Regions from separate parts of the Homo sapiens genome. Here region 1 is linked to region 2. Evidence: chromatin loops called from intact Hi-C (ENCODE). Cell type or tissue: endothelial cell of umbilical vein. All regions are shown on one strand. Each heading gives the region's core, and the rest is flanking DNA. Links, peaks and the distances in the headings are about the cores only.

Region 1 (10,133 bases), core at 728-8,727, 1.3 Mb before region 2:
AACTTACTGCAGTAATATGAAATTCCCAGCAGATACAAATGGAATCTATACAACTTGATATTATTTATAATGAATGAATTATAATAAAGTGTTCCTGGCTTTTGAAAGATGCATCAAAATAAGTGACTAGTAAAATGCCTCTTAAGTCTCTTCAGAATAATGGTATTCTTTTTTTCCCCCATATTTCTTTCTTTTTTGCTTATTTTAACATGGTTTCATTTGTCTTAACTGGTATGTTGAATTTGTCACAAATTACAAGAAAGAACATTAGTGATATTAAAATAATTTTTCCCTCTCCCCATAGCACATTCTTATATTTTCTGTCTGTTGGACATGTCTTGTATTTTATTAGAGAGTTTAATATTTTATTCATGTTACTGGAAAAGTTCTTATAAAAATAGCACTAAATAACTGGATACAGGTTCTTCACAAAGTCGTAAAAACAGAGAAAGGCTTAGGGTTTTGTCTAGCATTGTAAAATAAAATCCAAAGGGCTGGGGGGAACCAACTTTTTATTCTAGCGACTTTTCTGCTTTTTTAGTGTTTCATATCACATAATAAATACATGCAGGTTATGGTATAGGTTACATTCTTTGATTATACTAGCTTAATTTTAAGTGTTTGATTAAGCATCTGTGATGTCGTTAAGATTTTGTTCTTAATTCTCACCTGAAATGAGAATGCTGATGGTGTGCACACTTAGCAGTTTAGTGTTAATGGCTACCTCTGAGGACCATACCTTTTTAATTGAATACTGTATGTAGCGCGACCTTCATGTTGCTGCAGTTGTATCCATTTCCATTAATTTGATCATAGTGAGATTGTTTTTATCAGATAATGTATTAAGTTAAAAAAATATAACAGTATCCAACTTATTAGAAGTAAAGTCCTAAGTATATGTGACTAATACAGCTTTGCATGACCCAACAGATACCAGCTTATTAGATACTTAGTAAACTTTTAAATTGTAGGTATGTGTTGAGCATATGATATAGATGATAGTGGTAAAGTCTATCTTCTTTTTTTTTTTGAGGCACGGACACTTGCTAGTATGTTGAGAGAAGTTGAGAGAAAAAATGAAGAGCTTAGTGTGTTGCTGAAGGCGCAGCAAGTTGAATCAGAAAGAGCGCAGAGTGATATTGAGCATCTCTTTCAACATAATAGGAAGTTAGAGTCTGTGGCTGAAGAACATGAAATACTGACAAAATCCTACATGGAACTTCTTCAGAGGTAAATAAAGTAAAATCTTCTGTGTAAGGTTAGAACCTAGAATGAACATGCAGCATTTCTTTTCTGAGACCCGAAAATCCTTTTGTAAGCATTTCATATATTCTGATAACACATGAGGTAAGTAATTAGCAAGAAACTTAAGTCATTGTGAAATGAAGTGTTGCTTCCTCAAACTCAGTATCAATGTTGGAAACAAAATACAGGTCTTTCCAGTTGACTTCTTTTATGTATTCATAACAGTCAGCAGTCATTTGGGAGATAAGCTCCACAAGGACAAGTTTGTCTGTTTTGATCACTGACAGATCCCTAGGGCCTGTAGGAGTGCTTGCTGCATAGTTAGGCACTTCATTAATAATTTTTAAATAAACTTAGTTGTCAAATTAGTATTAGGTTGAATGGTCATTTCTGCAGATCAAAAGTAGTTGAATATTGGCAATTTCATATCATTCTGCCTAATAGAATGGAAATTTAGGTGTAAGTGTTTAACTCATCTCTTAATATCCTTGATTATAGTTTACTTCCATGTGTGATTACATCTGTAGAATAAGTTCACATAGGTGAATTGCTAAGTTAAAGGGTATGTATATTTAATATTTTGATAGATATTTCTAAATTTTCCTCCAAAATGTGATACAGATTGAGTGTCCTTTTTGAACACAATGGTAGCACTCAAAAAGTTTAATATTTTGGAGCACTTTTGATTTTAGACTGATTTTGGATTTTCAAATTAGTGTTGCTCAACCTGTACCAATTTGTGTGCCTACTAGCAAAGTTTGATTGGTTTTTCCTCCCTTATAAACTCTTTTATCTTTTTAGGCCAGTTGTAAAACTTCTGAATTACAGGGAAGACCAGGAACAATTATGTATTTTCTACCAACCCATAAAAGTAAATACACTCTGGGGGAACTTGTTTATTGCTTTATATTTTAAGATTGTTCTATGTTGTTAATACAGAGATATAGAAATTTTTAGCTTGGCATGGTACATATGCTTATTTCCCATCAATAATAATGAAGGGTGAGAAATGAATAGTATCTAGAAAATGATGACAAAGTGATTTTTTAACAGGATATTTACCCCAGCAACTTTTTACAAAGTCTGATTGTTTGAGGCACCACTGATAAAGTGTAGTATTAGTGATAAGCCAAGTTGAGAACGTCAGCAGTGAAGAAAATACGTTATAGAACTGAAATGGGTTCCATTTGCTCAATACAGTAAAACCAGGTATCTGCACCAAGGTTTGCAGTGATAGAAAAAAAGGCTTTTACTGCAGGGTGCCAAGTAAGGAGGAGCAGGCAGCCAAATGCTCAAATACTGACCTCCCCAATAGCTTGCAAGCAAGGATTTTTAAAGGCGAGTAAATTTCAGGAAAGTGGAAGTTACAGACAAAAATCATAAATAAATAGTTAAAGGTTATACATTGGTTTAAGTTTAAAGGACAGGATATTGTGAAGCAGGGGCTTACAGGTCATGGGTAGACCCAAAGATTTTTCGATTTGCAGTTGGTTAAGGAAGAGCAGCTTTGTTTAAACATTTGGGGTCAGTAGAAAAATGTTAACTAGCTAGGGAGAGTGACTTTGTTCAAGACCCTGAGAAAGAAACTTAGAACAAAGAACAGTGGTTAAAATTCAGCCTTCATTTTCTCCTTACCTGAGCTCTACTTGTCAATGGATCTGGTCAGTGGGCTTCCTCAATGAGGGTCCGGGTCTCTGAAATACAACTCAGGGACATGTGTTAAGTTGTTTTCTTTAAGTTCTATAAAGAATCAAGTATCACTGGTACTCTTAAGTTTGTTAACTTTGATTTAGGCTACTATTACCTTCCTGTTTAACAAGTTACTTATTTACTTCTAGGGCTATCTAGGTCCCTGGAATTTCCCTTGAGTGAACTCAGGATTTTCCTTTATTTTCCAGCTTGAGGTCCTCAGACCTCCTAAAAAGGGGATACCTGCTTTGTCTCACATAGAGAACCTAAGAGATAGGCAGCGTCCAAGAAAAATACGTGGTTTCTAAGACCTGCTTATGTTCCAGCTAGTGATTTAGGGGCTAGAAGGTGAAATTCCTTGAATGGACAAGTGGATAACATGTAAATGAAGCTGGCTGGGGAAAAGGTCATTTGTAATGGTCAGGACTGTCTAAAGGCACTCAAACTCAGATTGTTAAAATTCCTGTATGGATTAGATACAAAAACTGCTGGCCAAGTTTGGCTACTGGTTTTTTTTGTTTGTTTTGGTTTGGTTTTTGGGTTGCTTTTTAAAAATCTTTGTGCTTAGTGAAATAAAAAAGACATTTTATGCTTATGGTAGTTGAGTATCAAAGTATTACTTTAGAAAGGATTTTTTTCTGTGTTTACCTTGCAGGTAAAATACTTAGGACTATTAGATGCAGAGTTTTAAAGAGACAAATGTAGAACCCTAAACTTATTTATAGCAAATTATGTAATGCAATATCATCTGTAAAATAAGGCTTTATATCCATAAATATGAGATTAATGCCCCACACATTTCTATTTCATAGTAATTTTTACCACATCAGTCAACCAAAACATGTATTTACTGCCTTTTAGAGTAGATGAAATTCTGTTTATGTCCTGCTTGTTCATAACATTCCTTCTCTTCCAGCATATGCAATTTGGTTAGAAGAGATAGTAAAGAAAACACTGTGAGCTTCTTTTCTCCTTCATATGTTTTCCTCCATAATGATGCCAACTCATTTTCTTGTCTTTTCAGAAATGAAAGTACTGAAAAGAAGAATAAAGATTTACAGATCACATGTGATTCTCTGAATAAACAAATTGAGACAGTGAAAAAGTTGAATGAGTCACTCAAGGAACAAAATGAAAAGTAAAATCTCTAGTTCTATATTCTGAATATGTGGGATTTTTCAAAAACAAAATGATTCCCTTTATATAGAACATTGTTTTTTATTGATAAAATTAATAGAATTGTCACTTATTTTAGATATAAGATATGTATTTGGTGGAAGTTACAGGCAATTGCTGTTCTTAGAAATTTTGTTTTAAAGGCTGGGCATGGTAGCTCACGCCTATAATCCCAGCACTTTGGGAGGCTGAGGTGGGTGGAGCGCATGAGGTCAGGAGTTTGAGACCAGCGTGGCCAACATGGCGAAACTCTGTAAATACTGAAAATACAAAAATTAGCTGGGTGTTGTGGCGGGTGCCTGTAATCTCCGCTACCCAGAAGGCTGAGGCAGGAGAATCACTTGAGCCCGGGAGGCAGAGGTTGCAGTGAGCACAAGATCATGCCACTGCACTCCAGCCTGGGTGACAGAACGAGACCTTTTTTTTTTTTTTTTTTTTTTTATATTTTTAGTAGAGACGGGGTTTCACCATGTTAGCCAGGATGGTCTCGATCTCCTGACCTTGTGATCTGCCCGCCTTGGCCTCCCAAAGTGCTTGGTAGGGAGAAAAAGTTACAAATGGTATATGGTTCATTAATGTTTTCTTCTATTTTTTTTAATAACTTCAGAAGTATTGCCCAATTAATAGAGAAAGAAGAACAGAGAAAAGAAGTACAGAATCAGCTAGTAGACAGAGAACATAAGCTAGCAAGTAAGTGGCTTCTTATTTAATACATTTTCTATTTTTAATGTATTTATTTTGGAAGCATGAGTGGTTTTGTTTGCTTTTTTATTTTCTACTTATTGTTTTAAACTTTAAATCATATTTGGAATGGCTTCCCTTTTCTTGACATAATGTTTCACAAAAGCAGTTCGGTTTAATCAAGTTGAAAAAGTGGTACGTTTTTTAAATTTAGGAGCTATAAGAAATTGGCCAGGCACAGTGGCTCACTCCTGTAATCCCAGCACTTTGGGAGTTGGAGATGGGTAGATTGCTTGAGCTCAGGAGTTTGAGACCAGCCTGAGCAACATGGTGAAACCCCATCTCTACAAAAAATACAAAAATTTAGCCAGGTGTGTTAGTGTGCACCTGTAGTTCCAGCTACTCAGGAAGCTACAGTGGGAGAATCTCTTGAACCTGGATGTCAAGGCTGCAGTGAGCTATGTTCACGCCACTGCACTCCAACCTGGGTGACAAAGCAAGACTGTCTCAAAAAAAAAAAAAAAAAAAAAAAAAACAAAAGGAAAGAGATGATTGACCATTTAATTTAATTTAATTTTTTTATTATTTCAACTTTTAGAATCAGGGGGCATGTGTGCAGGTCTGTTACACTGGGTATATTGCATGACACGGATGTTTGGGGTATGGATCTCATCACCCAGGTAGTAAGCATAGTACCAAATAGGTAGCAATAGGTAATTTTCAACCTCCTGCCAACTCTAGTCTGCAGTGTCTATTGGTTCCATCTTTAAGTCTGTGTGTACTCAATGTTTAGTTCCCACTTAGAAGTGAAAACTTGGAGTATTTGGTTTTCTGTTCCTTCGTTAAATCACATAGGATTATGGATTGCCCTTTTCAAAATAAAAAAATGTTGAAGGAACGTAACAGCAGGTGGCAGTATTAGGTAACTTTTAGTTACTAGCTTCTTAATGGTATATTTGAAATGATCCTGAAAAACATTTTTGTTCTCACTTGCCTTAGAGCGCAGGCACCTACCTATATAATTTTTCATAGTTGTAGCTCTCCCTTTTCTAACCCTTACACTTTTGAGAATTGTCCTTTACCTATATAGCATATTATATTTAGAACAGAGGATGGAAGAAAGACATGGAGATTTGGTATTTTCTATAGAATACTGTCATAAGAGAAGTTTCTCTTCCTTGTTCTAGTTATTTCTCTTTTGCTCTTACAGTAGCTACTAGACCATTTCAGAGTAGTCAGTGTAAGACCTCTGAGTATAATACTTGACTTTTTTTTCTTTTAAGATTTGCATCAAAAAACAAAAGTACAAGAAGAAAAGATTAAAACCTTACAAAAGGAAAGGGAAGATAAGGAAGAAACCATTGATATCCTTAGAAAAGAATTAAGCAGAACAGAACAGATAAGAAAAGAGTTGAGCATTAAGGTAAGAATCTGTTCCATTTCTCATTTGCAGTAAAATAAAAAAGTCTGTTGTGAAAAGGGTGAATATGGATAAAGGAATGTACTGTTTCTTCAGCAAATTTTTTAGAAGATATTAGGATCTCAAAGCAGCTTGAGTATCATTTGTTATGAGGTTTTCATAATGTATTTTCTAAAATAGTTAAGCAGTTATTAAACAGATACTTTGTGTCAGCACCTGGTATTTTCAAGTGTGCAAAGAATACAGAAAGGGGTTACCAGTACTTGATGTCATATATAGGTAGCTGTATAATTTTCACTTTAACAAATATTATATAATGTGTTAATAAATATTTTCAACTTACAACTGAAGAAACTGAGTCTGAGGTTACTTACTAAAGTCACACAGCTAATAAGTGAATCAATAGGTATATATTCTGAATCTGAGTCCGGGGTTCTTTCTATATTACCATGGTTGCATAGCTTGAGTGGTAGCTATGAATTGTACTTTCTGGCCCGTTTACTACCAGGAAGATGAGAACAGACTAGGATTAAAGACTGATCTACTACTACTACTGAGTAACAGAAGAGGCATAAAATTTAGTACCACATTTACAGTTTTTCTGGTTCTGCTTTAATGTGATTATCTTATTAGTAATTTTAATATGTAGTGTGTAGTATTTTCTGCAAAATTTCAGCTGCTGGCATTAACTTAAGACAAGTTGAAAGTGTATTCTCAATTTGTATTATATTGTTTAATGATTATTCATTTTAAACTTACCATGTAATTGAATTAACTGAAGTATAATATTTATAGTATGTCTTGAAATGGTTGTTGTACAATAAAAAATAAAAGCATCTTAAAATATATGTATAGAGAAAACATTAAAGTTATTTTTCTTCTCAATTCTTCCTCCTCCCCCAACCCCAATTCCTTAGGCTTCCTCCCTAGAGGTTCAAAAGGCACAATTAGAAGGTCGTTTGGAAGAGAAAGAGTCCTTGGTGAAACTTCAGCAAGAGGAATTGAACAAACACTCCCACATGATAGCAATGATCCACAGTTTAAGTGGTGGAAAAATAAATCCAGAAACTGTGAATCTCAGTATATAGACATTATGGCATTTTGGAATTTGTAATCTCATGATATTTTTGATGTATTTATCTATTGGAGGGGGGGTGGGTAGGGGAGTTAATTTGTGACTTCGTAACAATAAGAAGTTATTATCTAATTTAGTAAAGACCCTGATCTGTTGCATGTTTTTTATTTGATAGTTTGAATAGAAATTTAATTTTCTAAGTTTTACTTTTTGTTTCTGGCTTTTATGGCTTAAGGTTTTCTTTGGTTCTTACATTAGAAAATCATTTTTAACCTCCATTATCATTTTTCTAAGGTTCTTTCCTTTTTCTTAGTTGCTTTCTATTCTGTTTTGCCTGTCTTATTTATTCTCATTTGTGATTATTTAGATCTTAAGACCAAACTTTCTTGGTATAACAGTCCTAAAGATTACAAAATAAAAATATAGAGAGAGTAAAAGTAAAAAGTAAAGTAAAAAGAGAGAAGGTATGATTTTACTGCTAGAGAAGTTTGTCTCTGAAGAAGCACAAAAGAAAATATTAGTGAATTTAAAATAATTTTTATACTGCTGTAGCATAATTTCTAAATTTGAAAAAAATGCAATGGTAATAAAATGTATAAAAATTAGAAAACTGTCATTGTGTTAAACTATTACATTTAAATGATTACATTTAACACAATAGCTGTCTCATAAAAAATCTAAGAACTTGTAGAATTATTTGTAAGGTATATTTAGTGTTTTTTTCTCTTTTTTCAAATGTTGCATAGTGGTCCAGATCATCTATAATTAATTATAAGTTTCTTATGATTTACATAAGGATAATTTGGATTCTACTCTTGCTGCATATTCAGAAAAATATTATTTACTGTTAATTCTGATATGAATTGTATTTAATTTGTTGTCCTAATAGTTTTTAATTGGTTCATTTAATTTTAAAGCATAGGTTAAATATCTTTATTTTTTTTAAAATACAAGGGTCCTTCTGTACTTTTCATTTGAATCATATCCTCTAACTACTCTGTAAGAAACGTTTTTACATCAATATTTTGATTGATTTTATTGCTATACCAATACAGTCATTAATTTTACTTGGTGTTTTCTTCACCATATGTCTGTTTGATTTAAGTGAATTTAGATTTGTACAGTTCTGGAAATTTTTTAAAAAATATTATGCAGAGTAAAACATTTTAAATTACTATTTGTTCTATAGAGGAGATACATTCTGTTTCTCTTTTGAAATTGCATGCATTTTCAACCAAATATGAAAAAGTTTAAGTGGATAGATAAGACTGAAGAATAAAAGGGTCTATAAAATAAAAGAGACAAAACGTTAAAGAAAGAAATGAATGAATGAACCAAAAATTCTAGGGAAAATCAATTTATCTTTCCAATTTAGACATCTTGAGACAGCCTAGCCTAGTGCTACCCTATACAATTTTCTGTGATAATGACAGTGTTCTATGATGTCCAGTCCCATAGCCAGTGGCTAAAAGTGGCCATTGAGCACTTGAAATTTGGCCTTTGCAACTGAAAAAACTAAATTTTTGATTTTATTAAATTTAATTTTGATAACCATCCTGTTAGATAATGCAGATCTGTCCCATTCTCACAAGTATGTGTTTAAAGAACTCAATTTGCCTTTTCTTAAAGATCTATATAAATAATTACCCCATTATATATATGTAGTAGCCCTTTCTTAATGTAATTTTAACCTGTTTATTTCTAATCTTCTCTCCCTAAAGAAGAAAGTCCGTACTGCAGCTTTGAAGAAGGTGAGTACTAATCATCATCCTTCATCTCTTTCTGTCTCTTGTAACACCTTTCATATTGTTTCTGTTGTTTTTCTGAGTGCCTTTACTATATCAGTTACTTTTTTTTTCTTGTTGGACTGTGTACCTCATATTAAAAAAGCAAAAGTGTGTGTAAATATTTTTTTTCTAAAAAAAAAAATTTAATCAAATTTGAACCACCACCATAGTCAGGGTTTTGTATGTGTGTATGCATGTCCATTTCCTAATGGAAAAAACAAAACTTAGGAAGTGCATCATTATATTAGGATTACTCGCATCCTCTTAAAATTTTGCTGGGGAGAGTTTGTCTCCAAAGTATACATTAACACAGTTCCGTTACTATTTACACTTGCCACTTGAACAAATAGACACATCTCATAAAATTTGGTTGGTTAAAGTTTATATTAAATTGTTCATTAATTTAATGTCAGGAAAAAAAGAATGAAACTGTATGCTGTGTCTTAGGAAATTATCAGGTCAGTGTCCATTTGGGTCTATTTACTTATATATTATAAGGACTAGTTACTTAAGAATAAAAAGAGATTCTGTCATGAGTTAGCACTGTCAGTTAAATGAAAATATGTTTGAATTTCTACTTCTACCTTTGGTCATTCATTCATATGTTACAGGTACTTATCAAGTTATATTTCCTAAAACTCAAAGTCTTACTGTAATTTGATTCTTTTCCTGCCTTCAAATAGTTATGAACTATATTTACAACTTTGCTTTTGGCATATATACCATCGTACCAGCCATGTGTCCTGTTTGTGACTTAATCCTTTGCAAGATTTAGCAAACATTTTCTGTAAAGGGGCAGATAGTAAATATTTTAGGCTTTCTGGAACATAGTTTCTGTCACAACAACTCAACCCTGCTATTGCAGCACAGAAGCAGCCATAGACAATACATAAATGATTAGTCATGGCTGTGTTCCATTCAAACTTTAGTAACAAAACTAGTCAAAACTTTGCTATTAGATGTTACATTTACTTATTAAGAAATGTCTTTTTATGTTTGGTAATCTTTATCTTGAGGTCTATTTTATTTGATAATAACATAGCCACTTAGTCCTTATTAT
Region 2 (11,021 bases), core at 1,627-9,626:
GCAACTTTGGGAGCTGCGCCGCGTGGGTGCGGCCAGCCGACCGGCGCGTGCGCAGTGAGTTCTCAGCGCCTCCCGCCGCGCAGGCTCGGCGTTGGCCTCCGCGGCCCGTGCGAGTGCGCCCTTCTCGGGTCCCCTAGGTCGCGGGGCAGCCGGGGCGGAAGGGGCTTGTTCATTATTTTGAGAGTTTGTTGTGAACGTCATAACCTTTCGTCCTTAAATATTGCCGATACTTGACCTACGCAAGAGACAATGTCATGTGATTCAGCCTAATATCTCAGTATGTATCCCCTAAGAATAAGGGATTTTTCTACATCAGGGTTTCTCAACCCCGCGCTATGGACATTTTGGGCAGGATGAGTTTTTGCTGTCTGTACCCGTAAGGTGGGGTGACGGGGTGGGGTGGGGGTGTCCTGTGCTAAACAATCACTATTTAGCAGCATCCTTGGCCTCTACCCATTAGATGCCAGTAGCAACCCCCTCCCCCAGTTGTGACAGCCAACGATGCCTCCAGACACTGCCAAACCCAAACGGTGTGGTTGGGGGGGTTGAGGGGGGGAGGGGTAGTGGTGAGGGTTGGGGGAAAAAGGAGAGGTACAAAGTTGCCTCAATTGAGGACCACAGGATCACAATGCACATCATCATACTTAGGAAATGTAACATTGTTATATTACAATAATCTATATTTCATATTTGAATTTCCTCAATTGTCCCAAAATGTCCTTCTTTACCCTGTAGTTTGTAAAATGTAAATCCGAGATTTAACAAGAATCACATAGTGCATCAATAAGAACCACATATTGCAGTTGTCAAGTCTCTTTCGCTTCCTTCAATATAGAGCAGTTCCCTAGCCTTTTTTGTTTGTTTCTCCTGGTATTGACATTTTTGAAAAGTCTAGCCCGGTGGTCTTCCAGAATATCCTTCAATTTGGAGATGTCAGATTGGTTCCTCATTATAAGATTCACGAGTAATAGATATGTACACACAAACATATATGCAGGAATTCTACCTAGGTGATGTATCCAATTTTATCTATTTTCAAATGACTTTTTAGCTGTCATAACATTTAATTTATAAAGCACCTCCCTGACCAGCGATTTGCAATATTTTTATCACATACGTAAATTTCCACATTGTAATTGGGTCTAAGATATATTTTCTTTTTTCCCCGCATTGATCTTATTGTCTACTTATGGGCTAATATACTGTTTTTATTAGAGACTATATTTCAGTATCTGGTAGGGCTAGACTGCATCATTGCTGTTTTCTTAAGTGTTTTTTTAATGCTGGGTTATTTTTTCATGTTAACTATAGAATATAGCCCCATAAAAGTACTTTCAAAAAAAAAATCTTCTGCATACCTTTTCAGTTTATGATGTTGCATTTTCCTTTTGAAAAGCAAGGTTTATTTTTTCTCGTGCTCAAGTTTCAGCTTTGTGTCTTTCAAGGAAGCATCATAAAGGTTTTTCACTTGTTAAGTTTATTCTTAGAGTATTTCTCTTTTTTGTTGGTATCGTAAGTGGGATTATCTCTTCCACTTTTCCTTATAACAGCTAGATTCTTACATAAATGAAGGTACTGATTTCTATGTCTAATTTTGTATCTTGCTACCATATTGAATCTCCTGTTGCTTCTAGGAGTTTCATGTTGATTGTATCTGTATCTCTTTTTACACTTTTATATAATTGCAGTGATTATCCATTTTGAAGTTCAAATTGCCCGTCTTTGGCCATTTTTGGCTCCTTTGTTTATTTGACACAAGCTCGAATGTCTTGATAGCTTACTTGCTTTCTGACACTGTAAGAGTTCCAGTCTCATATTGTACATTTACTGCCTCAGACCTAGAATCAGCCATTTCTCAAAGGTGTCCTTGTTGCTTCCAGTGAAAAAGGTATTTGGATGCTACAGTCTGCACTGAAAGATGTTCATGGTTAAATGGCTTATCACTTCCCAGACTTTTCAACACAAGATCTAGGAGAGATGTAGTTTTTCAAAGAAAGATGAAAATAAATAATAAATTTGTGTTGATATTCCAATTCTAATAGAAGGTTATAGAGTTTTTACTTATTTGATTTTATATTGCATCTTTTTTCCCCTATGCTGAAAATCATGGCTCCTAAATGATATTAACAGAATTATTTACTTTTCTGCATAATATATATAATAGTTTCCAAAATCTACCAGTATTACAACTATTAGTAAAAATGTTAGATGTAGTTAAATACAATTAGGCTTATTTATCTCATGTTGTTTTAAAATCTAGGTTGCTTGCTGGGTGCAGTGGCTCATGCCTGTAATCCCAGCACTTTGGGAGGCTGAGGCAGGTGGATCACTCAAGGTCAGGAGTTCAAGAGCAGACTGGCCAATTGCGCCACTGCACTGCAGCCTGGGTGACAGAGGGAGACTCCTTCAAAAAAAAAAAGAAAAATCTAGGTTGCTCAATTAAAAAGAAAATTAAATCCAAAATCCAAAATGGAAAAGAACCTTAAATATATCTAACGTTTTCTTTTTGAGTGGAATATCTAATTCATAATTTCATTATTTATTTAAATTATCAGTTTTGTTCTGAACACTCTTTAGCTGCATCTTGTCAACTCTAATGTCATGTTTTCATTTTTTTCTAGAAATTCTCATTAGCAATTGATATTTCCCTTTGAGACAAGCTATGTTTAATAGGAAAATTTTAAATTTCAAAATGGGGCTTTCTTATGTTTTGATTATAAATTTCTGGTTTTATCATATTATGGTGAATATTTAGATCATTTTTATGTGATTTACTGGGGCATACATGTCTGTATTGTAAATTAGAGTCAATTTTCTAAGTGTTTTTGTATTTTTTTGTCTAATTAAGAGAAATGTACTATAGTCTGCTATTATTAGTGTATTTCAATTTCTCTTTGAATCTCTTATAATTCCTACTGTATGAAAGTAGCTGCTGTGTTATTCACTGCATACCTTTTCATAAATCTTTTATTTTCACTGGGAATTGTAGCCTTTAGGATTATAAGATGTTCTTTGTCTCAATAATGGTTTTTGGTCTGAATTTTATTTTATTGAATTGCAAAATCTCAATTCTTTCTTTTTTTAATTTGCATTTTCTCAGTAGAACTTTACCCATCCTTCCTTTCATTGTTAGCATTTCTGAATTGTTTTGTTTTAGGTGGGTCTTTGTCTTTTATATACAGCATAGAGTTGGATTTTCCTTTGAAATCAACCTGTTTTTCTTTTTGTTTTAACACTGAGGTTGAGCCCTCTGTTGGCTGATATGTTTGGTCTCAGTTATCTCCTGTATTATATTTACCTGTGTAATATGTAGCATATTTGATGGTGATACGTGCTATTGAGGAAAATAAAGGAGAAAGGGTGCATAAAAAATGCTGGGGAGAATATTCTATTTTAAATAGTGATCAGGGAAGGCCTCACGGAGGAAGTGATTTTTGCACAAACACTTGAAATAGGCAAAAGAATGAATCATTTGGATAAATGAGGTAAGATTGTTCCTGACAGAGGACAGCTAGGGCCAAGGCCCTGAGGCATAGAGTAGCTAGTGTGCTCTAAGGAACAGCAAGGGAGCTGGTGTGATCAAAGTTGGTAAGCAGGAGAACAGTAGGAGATAAGACCAGAGGATCAGATAGGGCCCTGTCAGTAGGGAGCAGAGAGTCCCTCCTTCAAGAGAAATTTTGGTACCAGATGTTGAAATAATACATCTGCCATACCACAGTAATAAATTAATAACTCTATGAGAACACATAAATAACCCTGGGAATTCCAGCCTAGGTAGGAGAGGAAACTAGGCTTGCGGGTATGATATTTTGGGTACAACTCAAATTATGCATGAAAGTAGCTTCGTATTTGCTAACTTTGGGGGTTGGATTACTAAAGCACCTTTCCCAACCCATACGATTGCAGGAATCCTTGACTGTTCTTCAAGTCTCTCATATTTCAGTTTGTAGTTCATATCCTACCTCCAAACATATCAGATATAGATAACAACTATAGCTTTTGGCTATTTATCTGAAGCTGTACATTTACAGAGGAAGAATTTTATTGCAACATTCATATTAATGAAAGGTATTTTGACTAATACATGTTCAAAAAGCATGAAAACACTAAAATTCTATACTCAGAAGCTTGATTAAAGGACAGAAAATGAGAGATTTTTTTGAATTTTTTAAAAAAGTCAAGTATTAGTTTTTAAAGAGTTTTTTGTATTTTTTGTTTTTCTTTTTATAGGAAATCTGTTTTGACAGAAAACTATATGGCAAATGTGTGCGTGTGTGTGTGTGTGTTGGGGAGGACTAGGGATGAATTCAGTCTGTAATCTAGAAAAACTGTGTCCAGGATAGGAACAGAGAAGGGACAAACTTTATATGTATACACAGGATTACTTTTTCCTTTTCATGATGTGTTTTATTTGGAAGCATTTACATGTTCTCTTTCTCTTTTCCTCCTTTTTTTTTTCTCCTGCACCTTTCTTTTTCTTAAGCTAAGCTGTCACAGTGAAATACTGTGACTAAGCCACAACTCATATAGAAAACTGAACGGTGCATTGTAAAATAGGACACAAAACAAAAGACTTCATCCGAGAGCTGAGATCATCACGAGTACACAGACCCACTGCAGTAATTCAACAGTGTTTCTCAGAGCCCAGGACAATTTTTTCAATTCGTGATATCCTACTGCCCCCTGCTGTTCATGTGGAAGCACTGACTACAGAAATTAAAGTTTTCATAACATTGCACAGGTTTTAGTGCAATGTTAGCGTGCTATCAAAGAAAGTTAAGTAGTTCAAAGATTTAAACAGAGTAATTTAAGGAATTGCTTTCTAAAAGGCTGAATATCAAAGAAATTACAAAGCAACTTTCTCTACTGCCTGATATGTTGAAGAGAACTCTAATCCAGTTATTTGGCTAATGAATCCGGTTTCGTTTTTAAGTTTCTGAGGGGAGCAGAGCAGAAGGCAATTGAGGTAGCTTAGAGATAAATTAGTAAAGATAGAGCAGGGAGTAGATGGAGCAAATGAAAGGCAAAATGTGCAAGAAGGAGGGGGTAATGAATAATTTACATCCTCGAGGGTAAAGCAGTTCAGTCCTGAACAGATCGTTTACATTCCTCAGGGGGGTCGGGCAGAAACGGGCTCCACGGAAAAGCCCGGATGGGCCATTTGTGAGCCTCAGCTCTTCTGCCTCCTGCTCCTGGATTTGATCATGGAAACCTCTCAGGGCAGTTAGGATGAGTTGGAGCCTCTGAAGCAGAGCAGAGGCACATCATCTTTAGAGCTGATTTCCTGGGCTTCTCTGCAATTTGTAAAGAGCTCAGGGGCTGTCTCCTGGATGTAAGTCAGCCCATGTGCAAATGCGTATGTGTGAGCATGCGAGTAGGATGTTATATGTTCCACGTTTTAGACTCTGAGGGCTGCTAGTTCCTGCATGGCAGACCTTCCCCTTGGGATTAACTAATAAGGTGCTAGCGTTCCCCGTCACTCAGCAAAAGTAGTTAGAAGCTTGGGGCCTTGCTTCAGCATTTGTTTTTTTGCTGGGACTCTTTCTCCATGAGGAACACGACTGGAGAAGAAACGTTCGATATTTAGAAAATTAAATGTATCCATGTTATGATAGATGTAGAAATCCAGTCCAAACTGCTCGTGAAAGATGTAGTTTTTGCTATAAGTACTATAGGAGTGTCACTTCTAAAACTTCCAAAGTTCCTACTTCAAAGGCACAATGATGGATTTTAAAAAATAAAACTTTGAGAAAACATTTACATGGTTTATTTCAGGTAACAATTAATAACCTGATTCCTTAATGCTTGGGGCTGTTACGTTCATAGCATTGCTTTTAGTGCTATCATTTCCTATTTCTCTTGTATGACATATTGTATTAGTCTGTTTTCATGCTAGTAATAAAGACATACCTGAGACTGGGCAATTTACAAAAGAAAGAGGTTTAATTGGACTTAAACTTCCACGTGGCAGGGGAAGCTTTACAATCATGACAGAAGGCAAGGAAGAGCAAGTCATGTCTTACGTGGATGGCAGCAAGCAAAGAGAGAGAGCTTGTGCACGGGAATTCCTCTTTTTAAAACCATTAGATCTCATGAAACTTTTTCATATCATGAGAACAGCATGGGAAAGACTTGCCCGCGTGATTCAATTACCTCCCACCAGGTCCCTCCCACAACACGTGAGAATTAAAGATGCGATTTGGGTGGGGACACAGCCAAACCATATCATTCCTCCCCTGGCTCCTCCCAAATCTCATGTCCTCACATTTCAAAATCAATCATGCCTTTTCAACAGTCCCCCAAAGTCTTAACTCATTTCAGCATTCACTCAAAAGTCCACATCTGATACAAGGCAAGTCCCTTCTGCCTATGAGCCTGTAAAATCAAAAGCAAGTTAGTTACTTCCTGGATACAATGTGGGTACAGGCATTGGGTAGCCATTCCAAATGGGAGACATTGGCCAAAAGAAAGTTGCTACAGGCCCCATGCAAGTCCGAAATCCAGCGGGGCAGTCAAATCTTAAAGCTCCAAAATGATCTTTTTTCACTCCATGTCTCACATCCAGGTCATGCTCACACAAGAGGTAGGTTCCCATGGTCTTGGGCAGCTCCGCCCCTGTGGCTTTGCAGGGTACAGCACTCCTCCTGGCTGTTTTCAGGGACTGGCCTTGAGTGTCTATGGTTTTTCCAGGCACACGGCACAAGCTGTTGGTGGATCCACCATTCTGGGGTCTGGAGGATGATGGTCCTCTTCTCACAGCTCCACTAGGCTGTGCCTCAGTAGGGACTCTGTATGGGGGCTCTGACCCCACATTTCCCTTCCACACTGCCCTAGCAGAGGTTCTCCATGAGGGCCCCACCCCTGCAGCAAACTTTTGCCTGGGCATCCAGACATTTCCATACATCTTCTGAAATCTAGGTGGAGGTTCCCAAACCTCAAATCTTGACTTGTAAGCACCCACAGGCCCAACACCACATGGAAGCTGCCCAGGTTTGGGGCTTGCACTCTCTGAAGAAACAGCCTGAGCTGTACCTTGGCCCCTATTACTCACCGCTGGAGTGCCTGGGACTCAGGGCACCAAGTCCCTAGGCTGCACACAGAATGGGGACCCTGGGCCTGGCCCAGGTAACCATTTTCTCCCAGGCCTTCTGGCCTGTGATGGGAGGGACTGCCATGAAGACCTCTGACTTGCCCTGGAGACACCTTTCCCATTGTCTTGGGGATTAACATTCAGCTCCTCGTTACTTATGCAAATTTCTGCAGCCAGTTTGAATTTCTCCTCAGAAAATGGGTTTTTCTTTTCTATCACATTGTCAAGCTGCAAATTTTCCAAACTTTTTATGCTCTGCTTCCCTTATAAACTGAATGCATTTAATAGCACTGAAGTCACATCTTAAATGCTTTGCTGCTTAGAAATTTCTTCTGCCAGATACCCTAAATCATCTCTCTCAAGTTCAAAGTTCCACAAATCTCTAGGGCAGGAGCAAAATGCTGCCAGTCTCTTTGCTAAAACATAACAAGAGTTACCTTTGCTCCAGTTCCCAACAAGTCCCTCATCTCCATCTGAGACCACCTCAGCTTGGACCTTATTATCTATGTTGCTATCAGGCTTTTGGTCAAAGCCATTCAACAAGTCTTTAGGAAGTTCCAAAGTGTCCCACATTTTCCTGTCTTCCTATGAGCCCTCCAAACTGTTCTAACCTCTACCTATTACCCAGTTCCAAAGTTGCTTTCACATTTTTGGGTGTCTTTTCAGCCACACCCCACTCTACTGGTACCAATTTACTGTATTAGTCCATTTTTCATGCTGCTGATAAAGACATACCTGAGACTGGGCAATTTACAAAAGAAAAGGGTTTAACTGGATTAGTTCCATGTGGCCGGGGAAGCCTGGGGAATTCCTCTTTTTAAAACCATCAGATCTCATGAAACTTACTATCAAGAGAACAGCATGGGAAAGACTTGCCCCCATGATTCAGTTACTTCCCACTGGGTCCCTCCCACAACACGTGGGAATTCAAGATGAGATTTGAGTGGGGGCATAGCCAAACCATATCACTTATTAATATTTATTTTCTCAAAGTTATATTCTCCATTTGGGCAGTGCTAAAGATGAGAAGAAACACAGGGCAGGCTATGTCTTTAAGACTTTTATAGTAATTTAGAAAACTGTAGAACCATAGCATGATAATCATGGAAGAGTGAGGTGGGGCCAAGAGTAAGAAAATAATCTCCCCATTATCTTTTATTCTATCAGTTTATCCTATCCCCTCCCCCGCATCCCATCCACATCCCCTCCCATTTCTCCGTTCTACTCTTTACTATTTCATTTTATTTGTATTGATATTTAAATTTCAAATCAGGAATACTGGCTATTCTGTTTATGTAATTTTGCTCAATCCATAGTACAATGTTTGCATATAGTTGCAATAAATCTCTGTTATGAACACCAACACACTTACTAATTGCCTAGCATTATGCTGCTCCTATGTAAAACAGTTGTACATTTGATTTCAGGAAAGGAGAAAAGTGAAGTTGGAGGGAATTTATGTAGACCTATAGGAAGAACTAGAAATATTTGTTTGTATTCAGACTCTTAGGGGCAATGAGAAAGTTCATTAGTGAAAAAAGCTAGAACACAAAAATTTCACCTTGTAAGTATCTGCGGAAATATTTCTCTTTAATGGTTTTCTTATGTTGCTAAGAAGGATCAACTTTTAACATTTCCCTTTGTGTAGTTTCTTGTCAGATCTGTGTACACGCACCTACCAAAGATAGGGTGGGAATTTGCATTTTTTATCAATCCCGGAGAGCCGATAAGTTTAGAAAAAGAAATTTAAACTTACTTTTTTTTAGAATCAAGAACTAACTTACTAGTGTTTCGCTGTACAAAATTTACAGTTAATTGAAACTTGGTTTTGCCTTCTGAACTGTTTGCAACCCAAATTGTCTGCTCTTATTTGTTTTACTTAAATTGTATTGAATACTAATATCTAACAAAGTTGTAGCCCTAAGTGGTTCCAAAATTTCATTAAGTTACTGAGAAGTGGATCTTCTCTGCAAATGTATTGTGGTGTATATGATCTCTTTTCTTCCCCTTCTATGGTTCCAGGGACTCTTCATAGAAAGTTTGGAACTATTTTCTGTTACGTGGTAGTGGTAGAAATTTGGATGGAGGAAGTTCACAGGGTTAAAAAAATAAATTGTTGATAATAACAAAATAGTTTCAAGGCTTCTTTTAATTCTCATATTTTGTGATTTTCCTTCACATCAGACATTGCATAAAGTATGTTAAAACAAGGTCCCAACTTTTGAGTTTCATTTCAATTAGACAGTAAACTATTGTCTAATCACTAGGAAATATTTTGTGAGTGTTTCATTGCATAGGGTGCTGGAATAGATGCTGATTAGAGAGAACTGCACAGACTATGTTCCTGTCCTCAGGTTATTTATAATAGCATGTGAGATGAAAACTTAAAAAAGGTCAAAACACAGAATTAGAGGAAAAGGTGAGTAAAGTATTTAGCATTTTACTTCTATTTCAGTAAAATGTCTCTTGGGAGCCTTGGGAGGCAGGATAGAATGATTAAAAATGTTCAAAGAACAAACCTTCATGTCAAATTATCCACCTGAAAAGCTGGAATTCATAAGCGTAGACCTCCTGTAAGATACAGCAAAGAATCAGCCTTTCTCTACCCCTAGACTCCCTACGTCTTGTTTAAGCCTGGATCATCTCGGTTTGGATTGCAGAAAACCAATGGAAATTGTTAGAGCTCCTCCTTATTGATCTTCCTTGCACAGCCATATAGATAATATGGTTGAGATTTAGAAGAAAAAAGAAGGTCCACGTGACTGAAAAAAAAAAAAAACTGTGTTACTGAGATGCTGAAAATACATGATTAAGTAGCCCAAATAGACAACACAAATAATTTATGTATCTTTTAAGTTGGTCAGTATGAGGTTTGTATTTAAATTGCATCTCTCCTCAATTCAAATTGCCTTAGGCTTTTGGGTATTTAAAAATATTTTGTATTCATGAACACTTCTTTTATAATTGATGTAGATGCTTGCTTATAGCCCAAGTCTAATTTGTAAGCTGGAAAGTTCATTTATTTATTCATTTTACATCTATTATATATTAGATATAATAATTGATGAGCCAAATATGATGGTATGATGGTAGGGATTGTTTTTTTGTTTTGTTTTGTTTTGTTTTTGAGACAGAATTTTGCTCTTGTTGCCCAGGCTGGAGTGCAGTGGTGCGATCTTGGCTCACTGCAACCTCCGCCTCCTGGATTCAAGCGATTCTTCTGCCTCAGCCTCCCGAGTAGCTGGGATTACAGGCATGTGCCACCATGCCTGGCTAATTTTGTATTTTTAGTAGAGATGGGGTTTCTCCGTCAGGCTGACGGATTTGGTCAGGCTGGCCTCGAACTCCTGACCTCAGGTGATCCGCCGGCCTCAGCCTCCCAAAGTGCTGGGATTATAGGCATGAGCCACTGCACCAGGCCTGGGATAGGTTTTTAAGTTAATTTTAAAGCTTACTTACATTATCATGAGCTCTATTTACCTAAATTCCAAGAAATTCTGTGTGTGGGACAAAGCAGGGTCCCACCAAGTGGCCCTGCTACACTTTGTCTAGATCTCTGTTGTAGCACTTATTGCATTTTTCTTTTTTGACAATTTTGTCAGCTGGAATGAGAGCACAGTGTGGTCTGGATCGATCTGATTGTTACTGTGTCCTCAGCACCTAACACAAAACCTACAACACAATAGAAACCCAAAAAGAGTGGCTTGGATGAGTAAAGCATCATGTACACATGCATTGCTCTATCTAAGGGCATTTTTATTCTCAATGGGTGTTAAGGCCATTTCACACTCTGGCATATCATCTCTAGGAAAAGGCAGAACCCCTCTTATCTTAATATCTTCCATAATTTGACTGAATACTGAGCTGAAGCAGTTTCACATCAGAGTGAAATCTGATTCAAGTCATTTTTGTAATAATTAGACCTTAAGGT

What was found. Hi-C counts contacts between places; a loop is a spot of excess contacts. Peaks named below come from ENCODE experiments on the same cell type or tissue, not always from the same donor. Only the 100,000 strongest peaks of a DNase experiment are listed, where the experiment ranks them.
Region 1: it touches region 2 in a loop (8-fold over the local background); 17 of 110 quality-filtered maps call a loop at or near these places.

Annotation. Positions count from the first base shown.
Region 1 is chr3:108,548,315-108,558,447 of GRCh38, reverse strand. CIP2A (cellular inhibitor of PP2A) reads left to right here. Exons shown (of 21, transcript NM_020890.3): 17 at 1,034-1,230; 18 at 3,959-4,072; 19 at 4,718-4,800; 20 at 6,075-6,214; 21 at 7,129-8,584. The coding sequence ends at 7,299. It also overlaps a transcript of MYH15 not described here. Among named protein-coding and RNA genes, the nearest start is that of CIP2A, 36 kb to the left of the region's middle. In endothelial cell of umbilical vein, for the core only: a CTCF peak has its summit at 5,679 (motif pointing right); a DNase peak (open chromatin) is centred at 5,697; H3K27ac peaks cover 397 bases.
Region 2 is chr3:107,229,699-107,240,719 of GRCh38, reverse strand. LINC00882 (long intergenic non-protein coding RNA 882) reads left to right here and starts at 82. Exons shown (of 4, transcript NR_028303.1): 1 at 82-277. LOC124909404 (a long non-coding RNA gene) reads right to left here. Exons shown (of 2, transcript XR_007095994.1): 2 at 9,222-9,852. It overlaps DUBR (DPPA2 upstream binding RNA), which reads right to left and starts at 28. Exons shown (of 4, transcript NR_028302.1): 1 at 1-28. RefSeq lists a silencer at 4,737-4,786. In endothelial cell of umbilical vein, for the core only: a CTCF peak has its summit at 4,689 (motif pointing left); a DNase peak (open chromatin) is centred at 4,649; H3K4me3 peaks cover 416 bases.